7 separate regions of the Homo sapiens genome follow, and all the other regions are linked to region 1. A link is a loop called in an ENCODE intact Hi-C map of the cell type or tissue named here. Cell type or tissue: endothelial cell of umbilical vein. All regions are shown on one strand. Region 1 overlaps DDO (D-aspartate oxidase). Region 2 holds the start of LOC107986631 (a long non-coding RNA gene). Region 3 has its middle 76 kb from the start of GPR6. Region 4 overlaps AK9 (adenylate kinase 9). Region 5 overlaps FIG4 (FIG4 phosphoinositide 5-phosphatase). Region 6 overlaps FIG4 (FIG4 phosphoinositide 5-phosphatase). Region 7 overlaps AK9 (adenylate kinase 9).

Evidence for each region. Peaks named below come from ENCODE experiments on the same cell type or tissue, not always from the same donor. Only the 100,000 strongest peaks of a DNase experiment are listed, where the experiment ranks them.
Region 2: a loop joins it to region 1, with 13 times the contacts of the local background. A loop is called at or near these places in 46 of 110 quality-filtered maps.
Region 3: it touches region 1 in a loop (7-fold over the local background); 53 of 110 quality-filtered maps call a loop at or near these places.
Region 4: a loop joins it to region 1, with 9 times the contacts of the local background. A loop is called at or near these places in 35 of 110 quality-filtered maps.
Region 5: it touches region 1 in a loop (18-fold over the local background); 2 of 110 quality-filtered maps call a loop at or near these places.
Region 6: a loop joins it to region 1, with 15 times the contacts of the local background. A loop is called at or near these places in 79 of 110 quality-filtered maps.
Region 7: a loop joins it to region 1, with 9 times the contacts of the local background. A loop is called at or near these places in 5 of 110 quality-filtered maps.

What each region holds. Positions count from the first base shown.
Region 1 is chr6:110,388,769-110,392,768 of GRCh38, forward strand. It overlaps DDO (D-aspartate oxidase), which reads right to left. Exons shown (of 5, transcript NM_001372108.2): 5 at 3,016-4,000. Among named protein-coding and RNA genes, the nearest start is that of DDO, 25 kb to the right of the region's middle. In endothelial cell of umbilical vein, a CTCF peak has its summit at 2,267 (motif pointing left); DNase peaks (open chromatin) are centred at 1,153 and 2,253; H3K27ac peaks cover 634 bases.
Region 2 is chr6:110,038,036-110,042,035 of GRCh38, forward strand. It overlaps LOC107986631 (a long non-coding RNA gene), which reads right to left and starts at 2,209. Exons shown (of 3, transcript XR_007059702.1): 1 at 1,487-2,209; 2 at 412-504. RefSeq lists an enhancer at 1,628-1,867. In endothelial cell of umbilical vein, CTCF peaks have their summits at 1,593 (motif pointing left) and 2,249; a DNase peak (open chromatin) is centred at 1,576; H3K4me3 peaks cover 410 bases.
Region 3 is chr6:110,052,261-110,056,260 of GRCh38, forward strand. No RefSeq gene overlaps it. Among named protein-coding and RNA genes, the nearest start is that of GPR6, 76 kb to the left of the region's middle. In endothelial cell of umbilical vein, a CTCF peak has its summit at 1,562 (motif pointing left); a DNase peak (open chromatin) is centred at 1,511; H3K27me3 peaks cover 157 bases.
Region 4 is chr6:109,524,772-109,528,771 of GRCh38, forward strand. The region is part of intron 29 of AK9 (adenylate kinase 9); the gene reads right to left. Among named protein-coding and RNA genes, the nearest start is that of ZBTB24-DT, 43 kb to the left of the region's middle. In endothelial cell of umbilical vein, CTCF peaks have their summits at 2,419 (motif pointing right) and 3,408; a DNase peak (open chromatin) is centred at 2,430.
Region 5 is chr6:109,791,753-109,795,752 of GRCh38, forward strand. FIG4 (FIG4 phosphoinositide 5-phosphatase) reads left to right here. Exons shown (of 23, transcript NM_014845.6): 21 at 830-912. Among named protein-coding and RNA genes, the nearest start is that of FIG4, 100 kb to the left of the region's middle. In endothelial cell of umbilical vein, no CTCF peak of the experiment used is centred here; DNase peaks (open chromatin) are centred at 2,139 and 2,599; H3K27ac peaks cover 1,821 bases.
Region 6 is chr6:109,702,998-109,706,997 of GRCh38, forward strand. All of the region lies in intron 1 of FIG4 (FIG4 phosphoinositide 5-phosphatase), which reads left to right. Among named protein-coding and RNA genes, the nearest start is that of FIG4, 14 kb to the left of the region's middle. In endothelial cell of umbilical vein, a CTCF peak has its summit at 2,365 (motif pointing right); a DNase peak (open chromatin) is centred at 2,354.
Region 7 is chr6:109,594,612-109,598,611 of GRCh38, forward strand. The region is part of intron 17 of AK9 (adenylate kinase 9); the gene reads right to left. Among named protein-coding and RNA genes, the nearest start is that of AK9, 95 kb to the right of the region's middle. In endothelial cell of umbilical vein, no CTCF peak of the experiment used is centred here; a DNase peak (open chromatin) is centred at 1,520.

The sequences.
Region 1 (4,000 bases):
TGAAAGCAGAGATTTAAGAAGGAAATCAGTTGTTCTTCATGTTCAGAAAAAAATAAAAGATGTTCTGAAATAGAAAACAAGAAAGAAAAAATAAAGCAGTCTATTCTCAGGCAGTAGCACCGATTACCCAGGAAGACCTCAACTTATATAAACATTGAAATCTTTGAAGTAAATGAAGATAAGCTGTGATGGTTAATTTTATGTGTCAAATGGACTGAGCTAAGGGTGCCTAGCTAGCTGGCAACACATTATTTCTGGGTGTATATATGAGGATATCTTTGGGAGAGATAAGCATTTGAATCAGTAAGCTAAGTAAAGAAGATTATCTTCACCAATGTGAGTGGACATCATCCAATCTGTTGAAGGCCTGAATAGAAGAAAAAGGTGAGGAAGGACAAATTTGCTCTCTGCTTGAGCTAGGACATCTGTCTTCTCCTGTCCCTGGATTTCAGCACTGTGGCCTTCAGACTTACTCCACTGGCTCCTCTGGGTTTCGGGCATTCAGGCTTGGACTAGAACTGCATCAGCTCTCCTGGGCCTCCAGCTTACAGACAGCAGATCATGGGATTTCTCAGCCTCCATAATTGTGTGAGCCAACACTCATAAGAAATTTCTTTCTATATGTCTACATATGTCCCACTGGTTCTGTTTATCTGGAGAACCCTGACTAATATACCAGTCAAATGAGAAATGCAAAGGCTATTTCTTTAGATTTTACTATAGCAAGGGAGTCAGCCCATCACACTTACATTTGGCAGAGATTCAAAGGTAGGCAGAGGGGTGAGAAAGCTTCACAACAGAAAAAAGAGAAGACTTCACATATGTCCTGATAGGCATGGGGACACTGTAGGCAAGTTAACTAGAAGCAAAGCATCCTATATGGTTGGTCCTAAGTTAGAAGTGGGGGCAAGCATATTTTTTTTCTCTGATTTGTTCTAAGTTAGAGGTGGGGGCAAAAATTAGGGATGCTGTCAATTATTAATCAAGTCCTGGCCATTTTGTGTGAATTGTTACAGAAGTTATTGTTTATCTTTCTGGATTATTTCTAGAGATGGCAATATGGCTTCCTGCAAGTCTGATATACTTGTGTAGCAGGCTGGCTTCCTGTGTTGTTTATTGTAGATAAGGGAATTGGTTTCCTGGGCAGGTTGCTGCAGCTTGTGGGCCAGAGTTCTATTTTTATATGTGGTCTAGCCATTGTCCATTTGTACATTCAGTCTGTTGTCTTTCAGATAAAGACAGATAGCTGTCTTGGAGCAGCTGACTGATAGCCAGCAAGGTGATTCCAGTATTTCTAGAGAGCTATTTTGGGACAGCTAATTCCTCTAGGCCACCTTGCCCAGAAGTGCCTAAGGACACACTTGCCTAAGTGAGCACATCCCTCTGAGCTCGATGCCCCAAGATGGCGAGGAAGGAAGGGAAGGATAATGGTGACGCTAGCAGTGGGGGCCTAGAAGGAGGGGAGGGAAGTAGTGCTCAGTGGTTCTCAGCCCTGGCTCTCAGAACTTTGTGGACAGCTTTAAGTAAACACTGATGCAGCAGCTCCGCCCCACCCACCAAAGATTCTAATTTCATAAAGCAGGCCTGGGCATCAACATTGTTTAAAAACTTCCCAGGTGATTCTAAGTTGCAGCCCAGGTTGGCAGCTACTGACCAAAATGAATAATGTTTCAGAGACACTGGGAACAATATTTAGCAATTAGTGAAAATGAAATCAGGGCATGCAGCCACAACCACTTTCTCAAGAAGCCTCCAGTCTTGCACTCTTGTAGCATTGCACTTTAGAAATATAAAACGCAGAGTGAAGCTGAACTAGAGTAACAAATAGGCAAAGGTCATAGAAGGTGAGCCCACAACACACAATAAAAATGCCACAGGATCTGAACCACAGGCATAGTGAACAAAGGAGTACACTTAAAGCTGCTTCGAAATGACTGAAATTCTACCTATTCTGAACAGTGGCCTTCATTTTTATTTTTAACTATTAAAAAATTATTTCCTCCTTTAAAAAATGCTGTTTTATCATAACCTTTTATTTCTCACAGATTATGTATGATGCATATGTGTTTCCAGTCTGTCTAAACTTATACATTTCTCAAATACTTAAAACAGAATTCAGAAGAGTTGCACTTGGAGTATATAAACTCCAAAACCTCAAAAGAAGCACGCACACTCTATATACCTGGTATCCATCTTTCATTTCTAGTCATTTCTAAATTTTTGAATGTACCAATGTATCTGAATCTGATACAACACCACCCCCTGGTGGAAATCTATAGAAAAGAGCCCACACTTGATTTTACTTGAGAATGTTAATACTGCAAGGAATGATTATGACTGCATAAAACACTGGTGGGCTTCTCTCACTGTCTACCAGCAGAATGTTCTCTGCAAACAAAATCATATGCAAGTTCTGAATGAACGCAACAGTAAAGCTGTAGCTGTGCTAAGAGCTTTCTCTTTCCCACACTTTCATTGGCAACCCTGTATCTCACTCAGGATGTCCAAAATATAACTTACTGTATCATTTAACAGAAGTCGTCTTCCCCAAATATTAAAATTAAATCCATTTCTCCTCAAGCCTTTTTTTTTTTTTTTTGAGACGGAGTCTTGCTCTGTCACCCAGGCTGGAGTGTAATGGTGCGATCTCAGCTCACTGCAACCTCCGTCTCCCGGGTTCAAGTAGCTTCCCGAGTAGCTGAGATTACAGGCACCCACCATCATGCCCAGCTAATTTTTGTATTTTTATAGAGACGAGCTTTCACCATGTTGGCCAGGCTTGTCTTGAACTCCTGAACTCAAGTGATCCACCTACCTCAGCCTCCCAAAGTGCTGGGATTGCACCAAAGTACTGGGATTGCAGGCGTGAGCCACCGTGCCCAGCCTCCTCAAGCCTCTTTACTTCAATACCAGCACTTCATTTTCCGTCCACCCAAGCTCTCTAGAGGATTCACAATACACGTGCACACATTAGAGGCTCTGAGTAGGCCTGAGTCAAAAAACAGGTTAAATTCATTTAACTCAACAATTCCAACTCATTTTATTGTGAGACACATTCCCCTCCTCCCCAATACTTCTTAACAAACTGCGGAGTACTCTGATTATATTTCATTCAGAATGATTGTTCCACCTTAATTAGCAAATTAGTTCTTTGGCTGCACATGCTGTTCATCTTCAAAAATGCTTAGGCAAAGCCAACCATACCACAAACCAGCTCTCAATCATTTACAGTAATGGAATGTACAACCCCTAGGTGTTTGACCCCAGGCAGCTATTGAATTGATATGACATACATAGGCAACTTCATCTCTGTCTCCTACCATCATTACCAGCTGAGGGGAGGAAAAGCTTGCTGCTAGTACTAGGAGCAAGCATGCTTTGTCTTCAATTAAATGTAATAATCCAGCACTGTGTGAGCACAATGTAATTTTATTTAGAGGAATTATGTTGCTGACTTGGCTATAACCTAAGAAGATCACAGGCAGCTCTGCAATTGACAGTGATTTAAATGTTTTCCATACATTATCTCCTCCTGTGGATTTATAAGCCAAATGATATCAAAATCTCTATAGCTTCCAACATTCATATAAATCTGCATAGGTCCTTGGACATCAGTTCTAAATAAATTTTACTCTATAAGAAGTATTTTTAACAAAAAATAGAGCTTTATGCCCTATGCCATTAATGCTGGACTTCCTAAGTAAGCCTACATGTTGCATCATTTCTTTTGTTGTTGGTGTTTTTTTTAGAGGTGGGAACTGGCACCTCTAAAAAATGTTACCCAGATTGCACTCAAACTCCTGGGCTCAACAATCCTCCTGCCTCAGCCTCTCAAGTAGCTGGGACTATAGGCATGCCACCGTGCTCAGCTTACATGTTACACCACTTCTAATGTTGAAAACAAAGAAATGTCTAATTAAACTTTCATGCAGTGGAAAAGTTATTTGAACCTGTTCTGTGCTTTGATCAACAGTCTCTCAGTCTCTTTGCTGTCATTTTA
Region 2 (4,000 bases), 350 kb before region 1:
CTACTTGGGCTCATTTTCCTGCTGTTTTCAACTTCCCATTGACCCAAATCCCTCTCTGGCCCTAGGGATTGAGACTTTGTGTTCCAGTTACATAAATTCTAGGCCTCAGAATAGCCACGCATGCTGGCAGCTCTTTACCCTGTCGCCTGGGCCCTCACATCCTGCCGTGGTATCCTTTCAGATGACCACAGCTCTCTTCCGCCCTCCTGGGTGGGCAGGGCCAGAAGGGCCAGGAAATAGCCCCAAATGGGAGGACTAAACCCCCTAGCCAAGCACCCTGACCACAGTGCCCACTCCTCATTACAGGACACAGGGGAAGAAGGCTTCCTAAGTGTCCTCCAAGAAGTTTTAAACATAGCAAAAACCAGTTACAAATTAATGGTGGAATTAGGCTGGGGTGCAGGCTCACACCTGTTATTCCAACACTGCGGGAGGTCGAGGTGGAAGGATCACTTGAGCCTAGAAGTTGGAGGTCAGCTTGTGCAACACAGCAAGACTCTGTGTCTAAAAAAGAAAAAAAAATTAGGTGTGGTGGTGGCCTGGGTCTACAGTCCCAGCTACTCAGGAGGCTGAGGCATGAGGTCCGTTTGAGCCCAGGAGTTCAAGGTTACAATGATTGCACCACTGCACTCCAGCCTGGGCAGCAGACCGAGGCCCTGTCTCAAAAAAATAAAATAAAAAATAACCATTAATGGTGGAATTAAAATAGAATATATTGGTTCTCAAAATATGTCCCCAAACCTGCAGCATCAGTATCACTTGAGAACACCGTAGAAATGCACATTCTTAGGCCTTACACCAGACTTACTGAATCAGAAACTCGGGGAGTGGAGCTCAGCAATCTCAGTTTTATCAAGCTCTCTGGTGATTCTGATGCATGCTAAAGTTTGAACAACTCTCGTGTAATTACTTGAAGCTAAGATGAGAAATGATTGATTTCTGTTGGAAAAAAAAAAAAACTTGTAGAAACTGCCCAGATTGACTGCCTCCCTCAGAGGAGTGTCTGTTGGCTATGCACAATGGCTCACACCTGTAATCCCAGCACTTTGGGAGGCCGAGGTGGGTGGATCACTTGAGCCCAGGAGTTTGAGACCAGCCTGAGCAACATGGTGAAACCCTGTCTCTACAAAACATTTTAAAAATTAGCCAGGCATGGTGGCACATGCCTGTAGTCCCAGCTATTTGGGAGGCTGAGGCGGGAGGATCACTTGAGCCCAGGAGGCTGCAGTGAGCTGTGATTATGCCACTGCACTCCAGCTGGGTGACAGAGATCCTGTCTAAAAAAAAAAAAAAAACAAAATACCCAAAGTATTTGTAAGTGGCGATTCCTCAGACTTTAAATTCTACACATGAACTAAGTTTTTTGAGGACATGAGAAAAAAATTGCATTCCTTTGCTAGGGACACACACACACACACACACAAAGACAAAAACACACACACACACACAAAGACTGGGCGGCTTAAACAAAAATGTATTTTCTCACTCTTCCGGAGGCCAGAAGTCCAACATCAATTTCCTCTTCAGGGTTGGTGTCTTCTGAGGTTTCTCCTTGGCTTGCAGAGGGCGCCCTCTTGTGGCCTCTGCATGCGGTCATCCCTCTCTGCAAGAGGCCCTAATAGCTCCTTGCAGGTTCAATTTCCTCTTCTTATAAGAACAGCAGGCAGATTGGATTAGGGCTCACCCTAATGGTCTCTTTAAAATTAATCGCCTCTTTAGAAATCCAGTCTCTAAATACAGTCACATTCTAAGGTGTTATGGGTTAGGGCTTCAACATGAGTTTTGGGGAAGCACACTGCCACCCATACAAGGAGTCTTCTCAAAATGGACGGTGTGTCAGCATCCACCAGTCCTCTCTGAAACCCTTTCCTTCGGTGTGTGGGACCAAGGTGAGGCACACTGGACCCTCTCTTTACTTCCCCTCAGCTCCCTCATAACCTCACACCGCTCTCCAAGAGGCAGCTGATTCTGTGGACCCAACTGCCTCTCCGAAGAGCAGCTGCGCCCTTGGTAAAGGAGAAAGTAGAAAAGGAAAAGGAGAAGCTCAGGTGAGAGCATTCATGAGACCAGCAGGGAGAAGGGGCAGCAGAGAGGGGGCCGCCTGCCTCTGTCTCTGCGCGCGGTGTCAGAGCCCCGGCACCGGGAAGTGGTCGACTGGGGGGTTGGTAAAAAGAATTTACCGACAACAGTACAGCTTTGAAAAAGGAACGTTTATTAGAAAGGAAGAACGCTACAAAAGGGTGCAGTGGGGCACCTCAGCGAGAGGACTGAGCGCACCCTGGTGGATTTTCCTTACCAGCATTTATGAACCTTTTAAGGTGGGAGTTGAGGGTTGTAAAATGAGTTTCAGCACGGCATTCCGGAGATGTATAGAAATTTTAGCTGCTTATAAAAGTTGAAAGAGGATTGGAACCTCTGAAAGTTTAAAGATGCCAACTTTACTTATTTTATTTATTTTTTTGAGACGGAGTTTCGCTCTGTCGCCCAGGCTGGAGTGCAGTGGCGAGATCTCAGCTCACTGCAACCTCTGCCTCCCGGGTTCAAGCGATTCTCCTGCCGCAGCCTCCCAAGTAGCTGGGATCACAGGCGCGTGCCACCATGCCCAGCTAATTTTTGTATTTTTAGCAAATACGGGGTTTCACCATGCTGGCCAGGCTGGTCTCGAACCCCTGACCTCAAGTGATCCGCTCGCCTCGGCCTCCCAAAATGCTGGGATTACAGGCGTGAGCCACTGCACCTCAGCTTAAAGGTGACAACTTTAGATACTAGAGAAGTTTGATTACTTCTAAATTCCCCAGATAAGGAGTTTTGCCTCCAGATGGCCTGTTTGGTGGTCACCAGGTGGTCTTTGCTCCTTTCTGAATTGTTCAGATAATTAGTTTTTATCTCCGGGGCCTGCTCAGTGGTCACCAGGTGATTTTCGCTCTCCTCAGTCTCCAGAATTGAGACAGGCAGGGAACCATCTTAGGGGCCTGCTGGGCTCCCCCAACCACTGTCCCCTGCCCAGCATGGAAAAATTTTGAGTCCCTTCAAGGGAAATTCCAGGCACCCAACTAGCCCTACGGCCAGCAATTAGAGAATTGAATAAATAACCCCCTAAGTGAGAAGATCATAATAACTTTTGCAATAGCCACCCAAATAAGTCAGAGTCACAAGATGTTTGTTTCCCTACAGAAACTAAAGATAACATCTTGACATATGTCCTTGAGTTGTTTTTAAGAAACCAGGACTCCCACCTGATGGAAAATGCCAGCTGTCTTCACAGTGATCTCAGACAGACTGAAGCCAAGAAGTAGATTTTAAAAGTTCCAGAAATTCTCTCACTTTGGAGACGATCCCCAACACACCACACCCTGCCACCTTTAAAAACCCCTGCTTGGAAGCCATCAGGGAGTTTGGGTCTTAAGCGTTAGCTGCTCATTCTCCTTGGCTCTGCTCAGTGCAATAAATGTCTCACTTTCTCTCACTGCAAATCCTGGTGTCAGTATTTGGCTTTTTCTGTGCATTAGGCAAGCAGACACAAGTTTGGTTTGGTAACAGAACTAGAGTTGAAGTAACCTCTCAACCCCACCCAATTTAAAAGGCTAAGCAGGGTGCAAGTTTGGAGCCAAATCAAGGCTAAACCACTTGGGAGCTGTGTGGTTATGGATCAGCCACTTACCTTCTTCATGCTTCTGTTCATTCATTTGTTCTACAAAATAAGCATAGGCTTTCAGACACCACCCTAGATCTTAATTACATGTAGGTAAAATGGGAATAATAAACCCAATTTTCTGAGTTGTTAGGAACATTCGACATAAACACCTAGGACAATGTCTAACCTATTAGTGATTGGTTGGGGACTTGGTCTGTGTTTGTCCACTTCTGTGTCACTTCAGTACAAGGGAGAGTAACTGGGACTCAATCGATATTTGAGAAAGGAAAGAGAGACAGAGGTGAGAGGAGACTAGGAGGGAGAGGAGATAAAGAGGTGAGTGTGGGGGACTGAATGGTCGGTGTC
Region 3 (4,000 bases), 340 kb before region 1:
CCAGCTTCCTAAGGCTTAAGGGTCCCTGTCATAGGACGTGGTATGTGATAGGCATTTAACAAATGTTAGCTGGTGTCCTTGCTGCTGATTATTCTTCTTCCCATATGAGCCTTGTATATAACAGGTGTCAATCCTTTCAGAAGGATTGAATGAATAGATGCCTAAACCACATTCTGTGGAGTAGAAGTCACAAACACAAACCAGATACAAAGGTGAGGTGTTTTACCCCAGATTGGGTACTGTGTGAGATCACTGCCCAACAGAGGGAACATGGCTCTCCAGTCTGGCAACCGTCGCAAGCATCCCTCCAGTTTCAAATGGAAGGTTTCAGTGTTGTTCCTGCCAAATCCTGGCCTAGGTCGTGGCTCCTCACTGACCTCCTCGGCGTGGGTAGGCATTCCACACAGCCCTGAGGACCCCACAAGACTCCATGCAGACTGTCCACAGTGCTTTCCCTCTGGGATGGGCCCCCTCTATTTGGGGAAACCACAAGAATTTGCAATTATCATTCCAAAATGGTAAGTATAATTCTTAACCAACGATGGAGTTCCAAGTCAGTCAGTCCTCAGTCCAGATGTGCAGTATGCACCCTCCCAGGACAGGACGCCCTGTTGCACCGGAGGCCGACTCCACAGAGTTCCTTCTCAGCCAATGAATATGGCTCTTTTTAAAGAAACAGGGCCTCCCAGAGCTACTGCAGCAAGCCTCAACCTCACAAGCCTCTGCTCTCCTCTGTGCAGGACAGTTGGAGTCAACTAGTGGCAGGAGCATGGAGTCAGACTCCCTGGGTTTAGTGTTCAAATTCTGCCTCTGTTACTAATTATATGGTCAGGTTTTCCTCTCTGAAACTCAATTTTCCTTCATCTGTCAAATGGGTATAATAATAGTATCTACCTTCCTGGTGGTGGTAAGAAATAAATGAAAAACTTTCAACAGTGTCTGGCACATAGCCTGAATAAAAGTTGGCTGCTATTATGGCTCTGTCTATTTTTTGATCTGGGGCACACAAGCAACAGGCAATGGTCTGTGTGTTTTGGTGTAGTTTCCTCTCCTTTCTGCATCCTTACCCAACCTGGACCAGTCCCTTCGGCCCAAGGACCCAGCTGGCTGCATCCTCATCACCAGATAGCAGCTCACACTGGACAGGTTGCCCTGTCTCCCCAGATCTCACCTCCTATCATGAACATGCCCCTCTATGCTTTCAAATTAAAAGCAAATGGAAAAGAAATATTTCAAAACACATTCTAAATTAAGCTTGAATAAACAACTCAGTTAAGCCCAGCATGGTCAGCATGGCTTTTCTGTCTTCCTCAACCCTTCCCCTCTGAGAGATGAAGGCAGGTCATTGTGGAGAAGCTTGCTTTACCCGGTGACCCTTCTATTACCACCTGCTAGCAAATAGGTGCAGGAGGCTCAGGGAGGACCCTGCTAGGCACTGTCTTGTCGCTCCACCTGGCAGGGTTTCTAAAAAGTCCTTTGATTAGAGTCTAATCCCAGACTCACGAACAACATTCTTCCCTTGAACAGACTGGCAGGATTGTATAAAGCAGGGAAACACTGCCACCTGTTGATCATCCAGAATGCCTGTTTCATCCCAAACACATTTCCATGAACACTTTTAAAAAAGTAAAAAAAGCGTTTTACTAGTGCTGAGTACTTAACAATCCAATATCCTATATTTTTGTACAGTGTGTCAATTTTTACACAAATAATGAGTAAATCTACTTAAATCACCTTTTAATACCAGTTCCCTATTCTCAAAGTCACCTTTGAATAACCAGGTCCCCATTGCATATATTAAAGTTATGTAGGGTCAAAGGAGTAAAGGAGTCTTGAACTTCAAGCCTGGAGTTGTGGGCTCTGACCTTGCACAGCCACTGCCTAGCTGTGGGACTGGGCAAGGCTCTTTGCCTCGAGGGCTTTCTCACCAGTAGTTGAGGGCAGGGGACTTCCAGCTACCATACTGTATGGTTCTGGGGACATGATGGCAAGACATTATGAGTGAATTTTCTGAACTAAGGACAACATTGAAAATTCTATTGCACAAGTTCTTTTCTTGGTGTCGGGGTTGGGGTGTGGTCAGGGTCTCACTCTGTTACCCAGGCTGGAGTACGATGGCACACTTTCGGCTCACTGCAGCCTCAACATCCCAGGCTCAAGCGATCCTCCCACTTCAGCCTCCCGAGTGGCTGGGACTGCAGGCGTGTGCCACCACATCCAGCTTATTTTCATATTTTTTGTAGAGATGGGGTTTCATTGTGTTGCCCAGACTGGTCTCAAATTCCTGGTCTCAAGAGATCTTCCTGCTTTGGCCTCCCAAAGTGCTGGTATTACAGGTGTGAGCCACTGTGTCCGACCCAGAAATCCTATTTTAAGATAATTAAACAGAGCCCTCTCTGACACCCGCCCCAGTGTACCACACTGGGGCAGTTCACTGGGCCGATGGAAAAGAAGTACATGAAGTGAGAGACCGACTGGGGAAATGGCTGCGCATCCATTCTCCCCGCATATATCAGAATGGTTCCCTCCCATTCTTTCAGAGAGGAGGGTGTGCTCAAACTATCCTTGGCTGCAGCTGCCTCTAGGTGCCCAGATGCCCCAGACAGAGTGTTCAAGAGCAGGGACCTTCCCCAGCATGAGGAACCCCAGGGGCCATCAGCTGGAGACCCAGAGAGGTTTGTCACCTTTGACTGGCAGCAAGCAAGACCAGTCCCTCCTGACCACTGCAGACACCTGTGTGCGTGGCCCTGGAGGGTGAGGGTGTGGTGCCAGTTAGGACTGTTTCTCACACCTGGCAAGACAGGGGCTCGAAAGTTGGAGAGTCAGCTGGAAAAGGCACTGGGGGTGGCAGTGCATCTCAGACTGGAGGCCACCAGCAAGGCGTCTTGCTGTGTTGAAAAGCCAGTAGATATGGAACTGCAGAATTCGCCTCACAGTCTGCAGTCAGCGGAGCAGCCTCAGCACTCATCAAGCCTTCGGGAAAATAACATAGAAAGCTGCAGCGGAGTCCCAGGGAACCCACAGGAAGGCGAAAATTGACATCATTTGGACCCGACTGAGTGGAAACCCACAGCCGACCATGACCTTTGCTCATCTTCCCCAGGACACTGAAGCTTACCAGGAGAGAAGTGGCCTCAGTAAAGTTGTGAGGGGTGAAAGTGTGTTTTCACTGTCCTGTTCAGTTTCCGTCCTCCATCCTAATCCTCTCTTCCTCTCTGCATTTGCCCAGGTGTTGGCTGCCTTCCAACTATCAAGAGTATTGACCAATCTGCTTCAACCAAGAGTTCCCTTCAAAGAGCAATTTGCATCTTATTAATGGACTCCTGGAGACAGAGAGGCCTTCAGGAAATTAGCAGTGAGAGCAGGCATTTGGGGATGGCAGGCTGGCTGTGGTCTCCAATGCTGGCCCTAAGAAGGCAAGGCGGCAGTGATTCAGGGAAGTTAGACACGCTGGTGTTCATAGAGAGGGTGACAATACCCAGAGGACAAAATAGGAGTAAATGAGTTCACAGTTCAGCATAAAATATATAATGGCTATAAGGAAAAAACTACAGTGACAACCATTGTTTTAAATGATTTACCGCACTGGAGTGGGCTATCCTGTCATTGTCTGACTTGGTAGTTTCCCTTCCTTTTCCTTTCAGGTGCTGCATTTTCTAAAACTTAATTTTTTAAATTAAACGGATAACACACAGTTTTGGTTTTAGAATTATCTTTTAAACTCCATTACCCAGTGAGATATCATGAGAACAATTTGGAAATGACAGTAGTTTTTAAAATCTTTGCACAACACAAATTTAAACAAAGTTTCAAAAGCACAAATCAACTTCACATGATGAAACAGAAACTTCTTTAACGTTGTATCCATTAAAATGACTTTACCCAGCTGTTTATGAGTTCCACACATTTTTTGTTTATTTGTTCGTTCATTTAAAAAAATGTATTCCTTCATCCACAGAACCCACCCTCATTCTTTTCCTATCACTTTCACATAGGCAAA
Region 4 (4,000 bases), 860 kb before region 1:
AACACATCACAACTAGAGCATAAAGGATGTTAGTGGGTTGGAGATGGGTGGGGCAAATGGAGCTAGACAGTTCTAAGGTTTTTACAATATTACATTGAATAATATTGACCCTAAGTAGAATGTGAAAAGCCAAGGATGTGTTTGTAATTCTAGCATAACTACTAAAAAACGAAGCATAGAGTTATACTTAAAAAGGCAATAGATTTTCTTCTAGGGTTTTTATGGTTTCAGGTCTTACATTTAAATCTTTAATCCATTTTGATTTTTGTATATGGTAAAAGAAAGGGGTCCAGGTTCATTCTTCTGCATATGGATAACCAGTTATCCCAGCACCATTTATTTACTAGGGAGTCATTTCCCCATTGCTTGTTATTGTCGACCTTGTCGAAGATCAGATGATTGTAGGTGTGCAGCTTTATTTCTGAGTTCCATTGCTCTATGTATCTGTTTTTGTACCAGTACCATGCTGTTTTGGTTCTGGACAAATATTTTATGACAAAGTCTCCAAAAGCAATTGCAACAGAAACAAAAATTGACAAGTGGGACCTAATTAAACTAAAGAGCTTTTTCACGCAAAAGAAACTATCAACAGAAGAAACAGTCAACCAACAGAATGGGAGAAAATATTTGCAAACTATGCGTACAACATAAGTCTAATATCCAGAATCTATAAGGAACTTAAACAAATCAACAAGCCCAAAACAACAACCCCATTAAAAAATGGGCACAAGACATAAACAGACACTTAAAAGAAAACATAGACACAGCCAACGAGCATATGAAAAAATGCTCAATGTCACTACTCATTAGAGAAATGCAAATCGAAAACACAGTGGTGTCTTATCTCATGCCAGTCAGAATGACTATTATTGAAAAGTCAGAAAATAACAGATGTTAGTGAGGTTATGAAGAAAAGGAAATGTTGGTGGGAATGTAAATTAGTTCAGCCACTGTGAAAAGCAGTTTGGAGATTTATCAAAGCACTTAGAACTACCATTTAACTCAGCAATCCCATTAATGGGTATACACCCAAAGGAATAGAAATCGTTCTACTAAAAAGTCACATGCACACATGCAGTGCACTACTCACAATAGCAAAGACATGCAATCAACCTAGATGCCCATTAATGGTGGACTGGATAAAGAAAATGTGGTACATATATACCATGGAATACCATGCAGCCATAAAAAAGAATGAATTCATATCTTTTGCAGCAACATGGATGGAGCTGGAGTCCATTATCCCAAGCAAGTTAACACAGGAACAGAAAACCAACTACTGCATGTTCTCATAAGTGGGAGCTAAACTTTGAGTGCACATGGACACAAAGAGGAGAACAAAAGACACTGGGGCCTACTTGAGGGTAGAGGGTAGGAGGAGAGTGAGGGTCAAAACACTACCTATTGAGTACTATGCTCACTACCTGGGTGACAAAATTATTTGTACACCAAACCCCGGCAACATGCAATTTACCCACGTAACAAACCTGCACATGTACCCTCTGAACCTAAAATACAAATTGAAAAAGAAAAAATAAAATAAAAATTTTACACACTTTTCAAAAGAAAAAAAGGCAATAGATAATTAAAATGAATTTCTAAAATATATTCAAATAATCCAAGGAAGGCCGGAAAAGGGGAACAGAGAAACAGAAAACAGAGGGGACAAGCAGAAAGCAAATAAATTCATAGTCTCAGAGAGACAGGACTAGATTTGGGGTAAGCTGTGTTACAACTGTCTACTGGTAGGGGAAGACAGGGGAAGCTACATCTGGACAGAAGCTTGTGCCAGGAGAGCGATGGATTTTTTTATGATTAGAGAAGTGACGGAAGAGGAAAGCATGAAGAAATGGAAGAAGAAGTAAAAGACCTGTCAGAGTTCTCAGGGCTTCCTGACACAGGTGCTCATTATCTAGATCCCAAATTTCTTTATTATGCTGTGGTGTGACTGACACTGCCTGTGGAGCAGCTATTGTGAACTACTTGGTTTTCAGTGCTTTGAATCTGTCTCCAACCCGTATACCCATGCACACTTTTGCTTGCTGTTTCAACCTGAAGAGCCCTCTGTGTATCAACCTTTGGGTCTAAACACTCTGTCTTCTCCCTAGAGGATCCTGGAGATGGTTTTGGCTTGGTACTTGGTCCAGACCCTTGTTTCAACCTCATGTGGACCCTGACTTGGGCCTTCCCTCAGTACCTATGAACAATGTGTCTCTATTACTCTTCTCCGAGGCGTAGTCTGACACTGTGCTCACTTGCTCCCCGGGCTTCCTGTCCTGGCCCTCCCTTGCTTTCACCTCCCAGTGGCTACCCAACACCTAATGGAGACCCAGAGACGGAGCCAGGGGACAGGAAGAGAGGGAGGATTACAAGCAAGGCCAGGGGCTGCCTTACAGTCACATTCTGAGACTACAGGTCCACAAGATGGCGACATTTCCCTATGAAATTAATGCAAGTAATGACTGGGATATTGAAGTGATTTCTAATGTTGGAAATGTCCCATTCAGTGCTAAAAAGACAGTAAAGACAATGATTTTGTTTAGGGCAAGAAGACAAACCTGGGAAGGGCTTTCTCCGCCAGGGATTCCCCAGTTAGTCTGAAAAAGGCAAGTCACAGAACTGCATATTCTGCATAAGAAGGCAAATGTGAGAAACCCCCCTGGATCTGTTCATGGAAGTGAGCTCCAGTATAGATGTGGAGTCGGGATGGATGCCACTTAGGGTGGCACACTGACCAATAGTAACAAGCACACTAACTCATCCCTGAGATGCTATATTTTGTCTACTTTATTGTCTGAGTCAGTAGCAGGACATATAAAATTTCCATCAAAGGAGTTGGAAAAAAAAAACCCCACATACAGTTTTAATTTTTTATTCATCAAACATCTCAGGAGTTGTGCTGCGAGTTTGTTTGTATCAGTTTTGTGGGATACACAGACAGTTTTACAAACATGAAGTCTCAGGAGAGCTGACTTACAAAATCCTATTTAACCTCTACATAGAATATTGAATTTCCGAATGAAAAATCAGAAGAAATCACACCATTCTAATGTTAACAAATGAAAAAATTATAAAGAACATTTAAAGTTTATCCTGAAAATTAATTCTTAAGAAAAGAAGATTTAACTGAAGAGTAGCAAAGGGAAATTAAATTATTATTAATTAGGGAAACTAAATGTATTAATTTTTCCCATTTTACAATAAAAAGCCCTAGGTTTACAGAGGCTAAGTGACTTACTCAATGTTATACAACCTCAGCGAAACAACTGAAGTTGAATGTCACATGTGTCAGCACTCCACCAGGCACTGGAGAGCAGTGAACAAAGTCAGTGAGAACTGGAGAAGGGATACTGCGTAGGTGTGTTTAACTGCAAAGCCTGGACTCCTTCACTGCTGAAACATTTGAAGTGATTCAGAAGGGGACCACTAGGGACTCCCAAGGGCTTAAAGTAGTTAACTGTACTTAATTCCAGGTTAGGACATCTTTTTGATCCTAAACATTAGCATGACACCTTAAACAGAGCAAACTTTCAGAACATGTTTGATGAGAGAAATGAGCATTATAATGAGGCTACGATTTCTGTAAGTTTTGCTCATGGCTGATTTGCCAGTATTTGAAACAGTGTCAGACACAAAGCTCAATTAATGTTTGCTGATGGACTGAATGAATAAATGAATGAAAATCGAGGCAAATAATTAAGAGGAGGGTTCTTATTCTTACATGGTGCCATAATTTTCTCAGTCCAATGGTTTTTTCTTATCTACTTTTGGTTGTGAATATTTTGTTTTGACAAAGCAACAATTACTTTGGCCCCGCTTCTGCAATGCTTTGTGCCTGCAGTTGCAGTTGCAGTTGCACTGTACAATATCAGCAGTCCTCTGTACGGAAGTCCAGCATATTCACACCAGGGTGACATGTGGTTGCACTTGTAGCAAGTTGTATTTTCTGATATTCCTCTTTTTCTCTTCTCCTTGTTTGGCTGGACATTTTTATACAGAT
Region 5 (4,000 bases), 600 kb before region 1:
AATTGGTGTTTTTGCTCGCATGTGTAATGGTGAATTTCTGATCCTTTCAGAATTTTCAAGTGAATTCTGGCCCTCTTTGATCAGCCCATCCGCTTGAGGTCCATTTATTCTCTTACTGGGCACATTGTTGGATCACAGGATTTAGACGTGGCCTTCACAATCTTTGAATGGCTGCAATGGGAAATTCATCCTGTTCAATTCAATATTACTGATAGATTGGGGGAAACAAATAGAAATAAGCAACAAAAGGACCAACTCTAGCTTTGGGGAAATTTGATTTCTAGAAATATCCAAAACTCATTTAGAAATGGATAAGGCAAATAAAAATGTGTTAATACAAGAGCTAAATCCATGTTCCAGAAGTTGGCAAACTATGACATATTGGCCAAATCCAGCCTGATGCCTTTTTTTGTAAATAAAATTACACTGGAATCCAGCCATGCCTGTTTGTGTTTACTCATTGTATGTGACTACGTTTGCACTATAACAGCAGAGCTGAGTATTTGCAACAGAGACAGCATAACCCAAAAAAGTTTAAAATATTTGCTATCTGGCCTTTTACAGGATAAGGTTGCCAACTCCTGCATTATACAAAAACACCTAGTAATTATTTAACAGCTTTTTAAAATCCTAGAATAAACTATTTTTAGCAGAAATGGAAATCAAAATTTTTTAAAACCATCAACTAAGAAGTTTAATGAACAGGTTAAAGAAGCACTGTGATTGCTTTTGTGGAAAAATTCACAGTTTCATTTTTTTGGGGAAATTATTGATATGCTATATGTCTAAAAATTCTTCCTGGTTCTTCTTTTTTTTTTTTAAACCCCAGAATGTGGTCCAACCCATGAAGGAGCTATATGGAATTAACCTCTCAGATGGCCTCTCAGAAGAAGATTTCTCCATTTATTCAAGGTGAGATACTTTCATGTAGATATTAAAGAAAAATGAATATTTATAATTACAGTAACTTCTAACTACTATACCTTTTTTTTTTTTTTTTTTTGGAGACAAGAGTCTTGCTCTGTTGCCCAGGCTGTAGTGCAGTGGTATGATCTCGGCTCCTGAGTAGCTGGGATTGCAGGTGCACGCCACTATGCCTGGCTAATTTTTTATATTTTAGTAGAGACGGGGTTTCACTGTGTTGCCCAGGCTAGCCTCAAACTCCTGAGCTCAGGCAATCCGCCCACCTCAGCCTCCCAAAGTGCTAAGATTACAGGTGTGAGCCACTGCGTCCAGCCTAATATAACTTTTAAGAAATGAAAATAGTCAGCAATACAGAAGAAAATGAATTCCACTTAAAATGCAGTTTCAGCATTGAGGCGGTCAAATTCTGAAACATTGATTTATATACAGAGTTAAAGTGCTAAATGCCTGAGACTCTGCCCCTCAATGATAAAAATTTATGATGCATGCAGGTATCTGCACTGCTCATATGTAAACTACAAACCAAAGTACCAGTACATTCCTGCATTTCTAAATCCTCAAGATCAAAGTCCCTTCTCACAAAATAAATCTGGGATATTGACAAATGAGGACCTTGCATCACTTTAGGTCCTGGATGCTGGTGGGAGTGGTGACTGAGGAGGAAAAAGAAAACAGTAATAATAGGGTGCTAATTCACAATGTTATAGGCCTTTATTAGGCAAATCTAGTTGAAAGGAGGGGATACCCATAAGGCATTCCCTGAAATCATGTGCATAATTTCGTGTGTATGTGTGTCCTTTTGAGAAGATAGATTTAGCAGATTCTCAAAAGAATCCTTCACTCAGAAATCCCCACGAACCTGATGAGAACATTGCAAACACCTCCTCAGCTTAATACATGGATTTAGAAGACTTGATTATTGCATATGAATACAGTTCCACTTATACAAATTTGTAAATGTGTCTGTAAAATGTAAATTGTATAATATAAAATGAGCACTGATCTTCAGTTATTTTTAAATGAGGGCATTTCATTTACAGAATCCATTGAATTAGATATTGTCAGCTTTTCATTTCAATTAATAAAAACTACTCTATAATATATAAAATATAAAATGCACAGCATTTCCTGACTGCCAAAGCAGCTCCTGTAACTTGCACTTTTTTGAATATGCGTCATTGACTGGAAGCCAATTTAGTCATCAGAGCACAGCCACACCCTCCTCACTCTGACACACAAACACACAGTACTTATTCATCATGGCTGTCAGAACTCTGTAGCCAAACTCTGTAGTAGTTGAAGTGGGCCTTTACAAACCATGTGGCCTGAAGAATGAATTATCTGAAGTTACTGACTGAGTAATATGACTTTGTTTATTGCAGAGGGAATGAGTGTATGTGCCAAGGATTGAAGGGGTTACTTCAGGGGAGGGAGGAACCCATGTCCTAGAATAAAATTCTGTGTTTGATATTCTGAAGATAATACCTCCTTTCATTGTATAACAGTTTACACTGTTTTGTTTGTTCTTTAGGCAATTCTGTAGTAGATTAAAAAGATATTATCCCCTTTTATGGGCTAATAGCGCAGCAAGTAGAGCCATTTAGTGCCTTATCCAGGAGTCATATCCTGTGTTTCTGGGTACCGTGGGATTTTAGGCTGTTCCCTCCTTTTTGTTCTCTTGATCATAATCAGCTGCCTCTGCTTATGATGCAGACCTTGGGGGAAGGGGAGAAACGGGGCTGATCATTCTTTCCCTGTGAGTACCCCTTCCTGTGGGCACACTGCCCTTACTGCCTTGCCTGCCCTGGAATATCTCCCCTCTCCATCTGCCATGGGCATTGCAGTAGGCAGAGGAATCCTCCCTCCATCAGTATCTGTGGGGTAACTGTGCCAGAGGGTGACCAAGGGATGTTCAGGGACTGATTGGCACCCACTTTTGGCTCAGCTAGGCTCTGGAGCTTTCTTAGTGCCTCCTCTGATCCAAAGGGGAGAGTTTCAAGGCAGGGCTAGAGCCCAGGTAGTTCTGCGCTGAATTGGCAGGTGCCCCTGCCACCCCGTTTCTGCACTCAGTTGGCTGGCTATGTTTGTGCACATAGTAGACAGTGACCTAGCCTGGCTTGCATGTAACAGCTCCCACCTGGCCTATCACAGAACCAGTGGAGAAGGGAAGCCACACAGCTAGAAGTGGTTTCCGCAGCCTGTCTTCCAGCTTCCCATTCTTCTGCCTGTTTTTCCTACCTTAGGCCTTGCCCACCTTTGGACGCCTAAGGATTTCTCGGTTTTGTAGTTTTTTTCTAATTGCTGAGCCCCGCTGTCTATGTCTTCCTTTTCCCTCACCTTTTCTAGTATCTTTGGTTTGCTATTTTACCAGACCTGAAAGCTTTCTACTTACTTCCTCAAAGCTTCATACACTTGCCAGTTTTTTTTTTTTTTTTTTTTTTTTTTTTTTTTTTTTTTTTGAGACGGAGTCTCGCTCTGTCGCCCAGGCGGGACTGTGGACTGCAGTGGCGCAATCTCGGCTCACTGCAAGCTCCGCTTCCGGGGTTCACGCCATTCTCCTGCCTCAGCCTCCCGACACTTGCCAGTTTTTAGAAAACTCTGGCAGTGATTGTACACCTGATTTAAGAAGTTTAAAGTTCTGTACAAATAATCAGTACTATGTGGCATTCTTCCCAAAAAATGGATCAACATTTTTTACTTGCTGAAGATATAAAGTTGGATAAAAGTAAGCTGTTTGAAAGTTTTTCTTTAGCACTGTAATGATACAATAATTGGTAGTTTCTGTAACACTTTCTTGACCTTTAAAAAAGCTAATGAAAAACAAATGGTAAACTTTTCCATAGTCTTCAAAGAAAATACTTTTAAGTAGTTAAAAAAATGGAAAGGAAATAAGGAAATCTGTTCTTTTGGTTTCAGTCCTTTTTTTTTTTTTTTTTTTTTTTTTTGAGACAGTCTCTCTCTGTCACCCAGGCTGGAGTGCAATGGCATGATCTCGGCTCACTGCAACCTCCGCCTCATGGGTTCAAGCAATTCTCCTGCCTCAGCCTCCTGAGTAGCTCGGACTACAGGTGCATGC
Region 6 (4,000 bases), 690 kb before region 1:
CTGTTTTCCTGGATCCCATCACTTCCTGTTTCTTGATTATGGCCTCGTTTTGGTAGAGTACTTCCTTTAATTACTTCATGAGAAAGGGTTCATAGAAGTTCATTTTTTTTTTAAGCCCATGAGTATCTAAAAATGTCCTATGCCACCCTCAGGTTTGATTGATAAAATAAATACTGAATTAAGGATTGGAATGAATTTTCCTTTAGAGTTTTGAAGGCCTTATGTCATTCTCTTCCACCTTCCAGCATTGTTGCTGAGAGCTTCTAATGTTACTCTGTTCTTGATCTTTAGTTTGAAGCTTGTTTTTTTTTCTTTTCAGAAGCTGTGCTAACTTCTTTTTGTGCTCTCTTCTTTTTATCTTCTTCTGACACTACAGAGGTATCAGGGGCTTCAAATTCCCAAGCCTTTTGGAGGTTCTATTGTGTAAATTGGATTGCTTCTTGACTTTACCATTGCCAGTTTAGGAGTCAGCTTTGTTACACATGCTTTTCAGTTTCAAATGGTTTTTATTTTTCTCCTTTATCTTCTTTGTTCCTCCTTTTGCTCTTGGGGCTTGAGCCTAAAAACAAACATAAAAAACTTTACTATGGTTTTAGTAAGATGTTTGGGAGGACCAGAGGTGTCCACTCCTCCATCTTTATCCAGGATTCTACCTGTTTTGCACCTCAGACATCTCTGTTGTGGATCTTGCCCCCTCTCTGTCCCTGAGACTGCCCACAGAAGGGCCACTCACAAGCGCCTGTCATCAGATGCTCTGTCCTTATCGACTTGACTTCTCAGCAGCATCTGATGTGACTGCTTTCTCCTTTCCCAGATGATCTTTCTTTGCTTTGACGAGTCCACCTCGTGCTGGGGTTTTCTCATTCACCAGCCATTCCTCCCAATCTTCTCAGCTGGTTCCTTCTCCGTATCCAGCCTCTAAATAATGGAGTTCCTCAGGCTAGCTTTTTTGGGCTCTCGTCACTCTCCCTACTCTCTCTAGTAGGTTTAACCCAGTCCCATGGCTTTAAATGCTGCATACATGCTGATGGCACCCACTGAGCTCTTTTACCCACTGAGTTCTCACTTGGCCTCTCTGGGCATGTTGTGAACAGAACTCTTGGTTTCCCTTCAAACCTGTTTCTTCTCCAGTCATCTCGACATCAGTAAGTGGCACCATCATCTAGCTATCTGCTTAAAGGTAATTGGATCTATTACTCTCCTTCCTGATCCCATCTACCAGTAAGTTATATATCCAAAATATATCTTCAGTTTATCTTTTTCCTCAGGCATCGAGCCTAGTGCCTGACACATATGAGGCATTTACTAGTCAGTGGTCCAATGAGTGACATCAATAGAAACACCAAGAAAATGTATGTAAAAAAATGTGGGCTTGGGGCCAGGCATGGTGGCTCATGCCTGTAATCCCAGCACTTTGGGAGGCCAAGGCAGGTGGATCATTTGAGGTCAGGAGTTCAAGACCAGCCAGGCCAACATGGCGAAACCCTGTCTCTACTAAAAATACAACAACAACAAAAAAAATTAGCCACGTGTCATGGTGCACGTCTGTAATCCCAGCTACTTGGGAGGCTGAGGGAGGAGAATTGCTTGAACCTGGGAAGCCAGGACGCAGAGGTTCTGGTGAGCCAAGATTACACCACTGCACTCCAGCCTGGGTGACAGAGTGAGACTCCATCTCAAAAAAAAAAAAAAAAAAAAAAAGTAGGCTCTTTAAAAATGGGGAAGTCATGAAAAACAAAGCCTGATGAACTATTCTAGATTAAAAGATTTAAAAAGATGTAACATAACTTTACATAAAGATAGGTAGTACATGATCCTTGATTAGATTCTGGCTTTATCAAATCCAGCTATAGAGGGTATTATAGGGAGATGGGGGGAAAATTGGAATATAAATTGTACATATATATTGTATTGATGATATTATGATTATGTGTTACGATACCTGCAACTCATTTCCAGAGGTTCAGAGGAAGAAAGCATCTATCAGGAGTGGGGGAGGGAGAAAACAAATGCAACAAAATGTTAACAGTTGGTGAGTCTAGATGAAGGGTATATGGGTGTTCGTTGTACTGTTCTGTTGTCTTTGAAGATTTTTTTAAATTAAAAATTGGGAAAAAAATCAACAGTGGAGAAAAATTTAGTGGAGGGAAACTTTAGGGAAATTTTTAATCCCCAAAATGCTGAGGTCCATTTTGAAGCATACTATTAAATGTAACAAAGGCTGAGGATATACAGTGTTGATATATTCAATAGGAAGGAAATAAGAACGAGTAGAAACAAGGCCTTTCTGGAAGTTACCTCTTAAAAAATTGGTGTGAAAGTGGATGGTCAGCTGCCCACCAGAGGGCAGTGCAGGCAGTGATTCCGCGGTCTACAGTAGGCCAGCTGAAAAGCAGGGGTTTTCTTTCCCTCATAACTGGCTCCACATGAGGTCGCTATTCTCTGCACAAAACGTTTTTAGGATTCTTAGACTGTTTGAGAAGAGAGAGAATGCGGGTAGGTATAGTGCTTCCCATTTCTTTCCCTCCACTCTGATCTATTTCCAGATTCTGTGGGTTTTAGCCTTTGGCTCCTCTGATTCATGGATTCTTTGGAAGGATCTAGATATTGGAAGTACAGATCTGCCTTCCTAAGTATGTGTTTCGAAGTCCAATAATGCATTTGCCCATGAGCATGTCAGGATTTATATCTGTTTTTAAAATCACAAACTGCCAAAGTATCATCCCATTGCAATTAATCTTTAGGTTTCGTAGGATTTATTAAAATTCTGTACAACAAACCCCTGTGACATGAGTTTACCTATGTAGCAAACCTTCACATATACCCCCAAACCTAAAATAGAAGTTAAAATTAAAAAATAAAATTCTAGGGAATTTCATTTAGGGATTTTACCTCTTTTAAACCTAGGATGTTCCTCCTTACTGAGTGGTTGACTTAAAAGAGCCATTTTTCTATGTGCTTACCCAGAAAAGCTGGGTTAGTGTAAATGTCTTAGAAAATTACCCAGCACATGAAATGATTACTCTGTGGTACATAGTTGTTCTTTCACCTAACACTTAGCTAATGCCTGAGGCACCATATTGTGCTACTAGACTAGGAAATTAAAATCCACAGAGGTTAAGGAGTTAGCCCCAGTCTCCCGAGGTGCTTATAGTAGGGGGCAGACAAGCCCCAAACAAATTTAGACAAGACTTTCAGAAGTAAGTACTACATTTAGGTAGAAACAAAAGTGCTTTGGGGAGAACAGGTGATGAGTAGGGATTGGTGCAGGTGGACATGGGTGGTTCACTGGCCTTGTCTTGGCTCAGTGCCCAAAGTCCTGCTTAGAGGTTCCTCAAGGCCAAATTCAGAATCAGGACAACACCAGCCTGCTCTGACCATCCCCAGATAAGTCAAATGCCCTTCCTGTGTTCTCATGGCATCTAGTTCATGCCTCTGTTATAGCATGCTATTCATGATTGTCAATTTGCATGCTCTTCTCTCCCGAGGACATAGACTGACTACTAACAGATTGGCGCATTTTCCCATTGTGAGTCCATTCTGGTCCTGAACATGCTTTCCTCCCTTTGGGCTACTCTCTGTTTTCCTCTGGCGTTTGTCTTTTTCCTCAAATACAATGGCATAGTCTCACTGACATCTTACAAAGTGAAGGACAGAAAAGGAACTAACACTTATTGAGTGTCTTTTTTGTGCTGACTGCTGTGGTCACTGTGTTAGGTGCTTTGTGAACGAACATTTTCTCGCTTATTCTTGTGCCTGTAACAAACATACCATCTTCTTCCCTTTTCAGTTCTTTGCAATTGCTATTTCCTCTCCTAGAAGCCATTTTTTAAGTCCTCAAGAAGGGCTCCCTTTTCTGCTAACAAGCACGTATAGTTTACAAACCATTCTTCTTAGGTGAACGCTGTTAGATTGGTTACCCCCTCTCCTCTCAGTGGTGGGTAGGGTGTCAGGGACAGGAATTAGCTGAAGCCTGGCTGAGATTCTTTGACTTCCTTTC
Region 7 (4,000 bases), 790 kb before region 1:
ACTACAAGACTACAGCAGCCAAAACAAAATGGTACTGGTACCAAAACAGATATATAGACCAATGGAAGAAAACAGAGGCCTCAGAAATAACACCACACATCTACAACCAACTGATCTTTGACAAACTGACAAAAACAAGCAATGGGGAAAGGATTCCCTGTTTAATAAACGCTGTTGGGAAAACTGGTGAGCCATATGCAGAAAACTGAAACTGGACCCCTTCCTTACACCTTATACAAAATTAACTCAAGATGAATTAAAGACTTAAACATGAGATCTAAAACCATAAAAATTCTAGAAGAAAACCTAAGCAATACCATTCAGGACATAGGCATGCACAAAGACTTCATGACTAAAACACCAAAAGCAATTGCAACAAAAGCCAAAATTGACAAATGGGATCTAATTAAATTAAAGAGCTTCTGCACAGCAAAAGAAACCATCATCAGAGTTAACAGGCAACCTACAGAATGGGAGAAAATTTTTGCAATCTATGCATCTGACAAAGGGCTAATATCCAGAATCTACAAGAAACTTAAACAGATTTATAAGACAAAAACAACCCCATCAAAAAGTGGGCAAAGGATATGAACAGACACTTCTCAAAAGAAGACATTTATGCGGCCAACAAACATACGAAAAAAAGCTTGTCATTACTGGTCATTAGAGAAATGCAAATCAAAACCACAATAAGATACCATCTCACGCCAGTTAGAATGGTGATTAAAGTCAGGAAACAACAGATGCTGGAGAGGACATGGAGAAGTAGGAACACTTTTACACTGTTGGTGGGAGTGTAAATTAGTTCAACCATTGTGGAAGACAGTGTGGTGATTCCTCAAGGATCTAGAACCAGAAATACCATTTGACCCAGCAATCCCATTACTGGGTATATACCCAAAGGATTATTAATCATTTTACTATAAAGACATATGCACATGTATGTTTATTGTGGCAATATTCACAATACCCAAGACTTGGATCCAACCCAAATGCCCATCGATGATAGACTGGATAAAGAAAATGTGGCATATATACACCATGGAATACTATGCAGCCATAAAAAAGGATGAGTTCATGTCCTTTGCAGTGACATGGATGAAGCTGGAAACCATCATTCTCAGCAAACTAACACAGGAACAGAAAACCAAACACTGCATGTTCTCACTCATAAGTGGGAGTTGAACTATGAGAACACATGGACACAGGGAGGGGAACATCACACACCAGGGCCTGTCATTGGGTAGGGGACTACGGGAAGGATAGCATTAGGAGAAATACCTAATGTAGATGATGGGTTGATGGGTGCAGCAAACCACCATGGCACGTGTATACCTATGTAACAAACCTGCACATTCTGCACATATATCCCAGAACTTAAAGTATAATTTAAAAAAAAGAAAAATAAATAAATAAATAAAATAAAAACGAAAAAAATCTATTTCTATTGGGTATTGCAGTTCAACCTCTGAGCCAACAGGTGGCACTTGCAGATAAGAGCTAGCTGCAGCCAATGCAGATGGGTATATGCTTTGCTTGATCTTTATCGTGGGAAGCTCTCTGTTGCCTTAGGCAATGGGCTGTCAGGTGGAAGGCAGAGTGGTCTCAGTTTCCTGCTCAGCCCTGGAGAAGAGACCAAGCTGAGTGAAGCCTAACTGGGCTGACCCACCTACATGTCTTCCAATGGCAGGCACCAGCACCAGCTCCAAGAGGGGATCTGGGCATAGTTACCAAGTACCCACAGATGTGCCAGGTCATGGAGTGGAGAAATCTGCTGCCCCAAGTTCTCTGCCTGGGAAAAGAGGGGCAGCCCAAACTCCTCATCCTCATCCTAGGGCAGCCTAAGCTCCTCATTTGGAGGACCTAGAAGAGTGGATGCTCCAAATGCCTGGAGATGTGTCCTGGCATGGAGTGGAAAGGATGCTGCTGCACCAAGATGTTTGCACCTGAAGGGAGGGGTAGCTCAGGCTCCTAATTCAGGCTAGCAGGTGTGCCTAATGCCTAGAAATATGACAGGCATGAAGTGAAGAGAGTGCCACTGCAATGAAATCTGTGAACAGGAAGGGAGGGGTGGCTAAGGCTTCTAAACAAAGTGACTGGGTTTTATACCACATCTTCTTTATCCAGTCCTCCATGGATGGACACTTAGGTTGATTCCATATCATTGCTATTAATAGAGCTGCGATAAATATATGAGTGCAGGTATCTTTTTGATATAGTGATTTCTTTTCCTTTGGGTAGATACCCAGTAGTGGGATTGCTGGATCGTACTGTAGTTCTATTTTTAGTTCTTCATTCAACCTTTTTTTGAAATAAAATTTAATGGCTTTATAGTATTTTATCAAACAAATAAACCTTAATTTGTTTAATCACCCCTTACTGTTAAATATTTATGTCATTTGTAATTTTATTATAACACTGTGAAGAAAATCTATATAGAAAATCTTTATTTTACTAACATTGTGTTTTTTTTTACAACATCTGTAAATCTTTGTCCAAATATTATATATTTCTTCAGATTAGATTCCTCACATGACTTCAGGTCAAAGGGAATGAAAGAGTAAACATTTTAAAGTCTTTTCATACACATTGCCACATTGCTGCCAAAAGCATCTGTATCAATTTTCATACTTCCTAACAGTGTTTGAAAGTGACTCTATCAGTACAGCCTCACTATTACCAATTGTCAAAAACTTTGCCAATTAGATGAGAAATTGTATCTCATTGTTTTAATTTTTATTGAAACAAACGTTAAAAATTTTCTTTAAAAATTTTTTTTTGCCGGGCGCGGTGGCTCATGCCTGTAATCCCAGCACTTTGGGAGGCCGAGGCGGGCAGATCACGAGGTCAGGAGATCGAGACCATCCTGGCTAACATGGTGAAACCCCATCTCTACTAAAAATACAAAAAAATTAGCCAGGTGTGGTGGCGGGCGCCTGTAGCCCCAGCTACTCGGGAGGCTAAGGCAGGAGAATGGTGTGAACCTGGGAGGCGGAGCTTGCAGTGAGCCGAGATGGCGCCACTGCATTCCAGCCTGGGGGACAGAGAGAGACACCGTCTCAAAAAAAATTTTTTTTTATTGCAACCTCAATTCTTGCCTGCTTCGAAGAAATAATTCAACTGGGGGGCATAAGGCAGAAGAAGAGACAGAGGCAAGTTTCAGGGCAGAAGTGGAAGTTTATTAAAAAGCTTTAGAAGGGTAAGGAAAGAAAGGAAAGGAAAGAAAAAAAGGAAAGTACAACTTGGAAGAGGGCCAAGTGGGCAACTTGAGAAACCCAGTGCCTAAACATTTTCAATGAACCATTTGTATTTCTTCTTTGATAAAATCTGCTCACATCCCTTGCTTGCTTTTTGATCACATATTAGATTCTCTACAGCTTTCTAAGAAATTAATGTTATATTTATTATAAATACTTTCCCCAGCTTGTCCTTTGTCTTAAATTTTTGATTTGTGTAATTTATATATATATTTTAAATTATACTTTAAGTTCTAGGGTACATGTGCACAACCTGCAGGTTTGTTACATATGTACACACGTGCCATGCTGGTGTGCTGCACCCATTAACTCGTCATTTACATTAGGTATATCTCCTAATGCTATCCCTCCCCCCTCCCCCCACCCCACAACAGTCCCCGGTGTGTGATGTTCCCCTTCCTGTGTCCATGTGTTCTCATTGTTCAATTCCCACCTATGAGTGAGAACATGCGGTGTTTGGTTTTTTGTCCTTGCAATAGTTTGCTAAGAATGATGGTTTCCAGCTTCATCCATGTCCCTATAAAGGACACGAACTCATCATTTTTTATGGCTGCATAGTATTCCATGGTGTATATGTGCCACATTTTCTTAATCCAGTCTATCATTGTTGGACATTTGGGTTGGTTCTAAGTCTTTGCTATTGTGAATAGTGCCGCAATAAATCTACGTGTGCATGTGTCTTTATAGCAGCATGATTTATAATCCTCTGGGTATACACCCAGTAATGGGATGGCTGGGTCAAA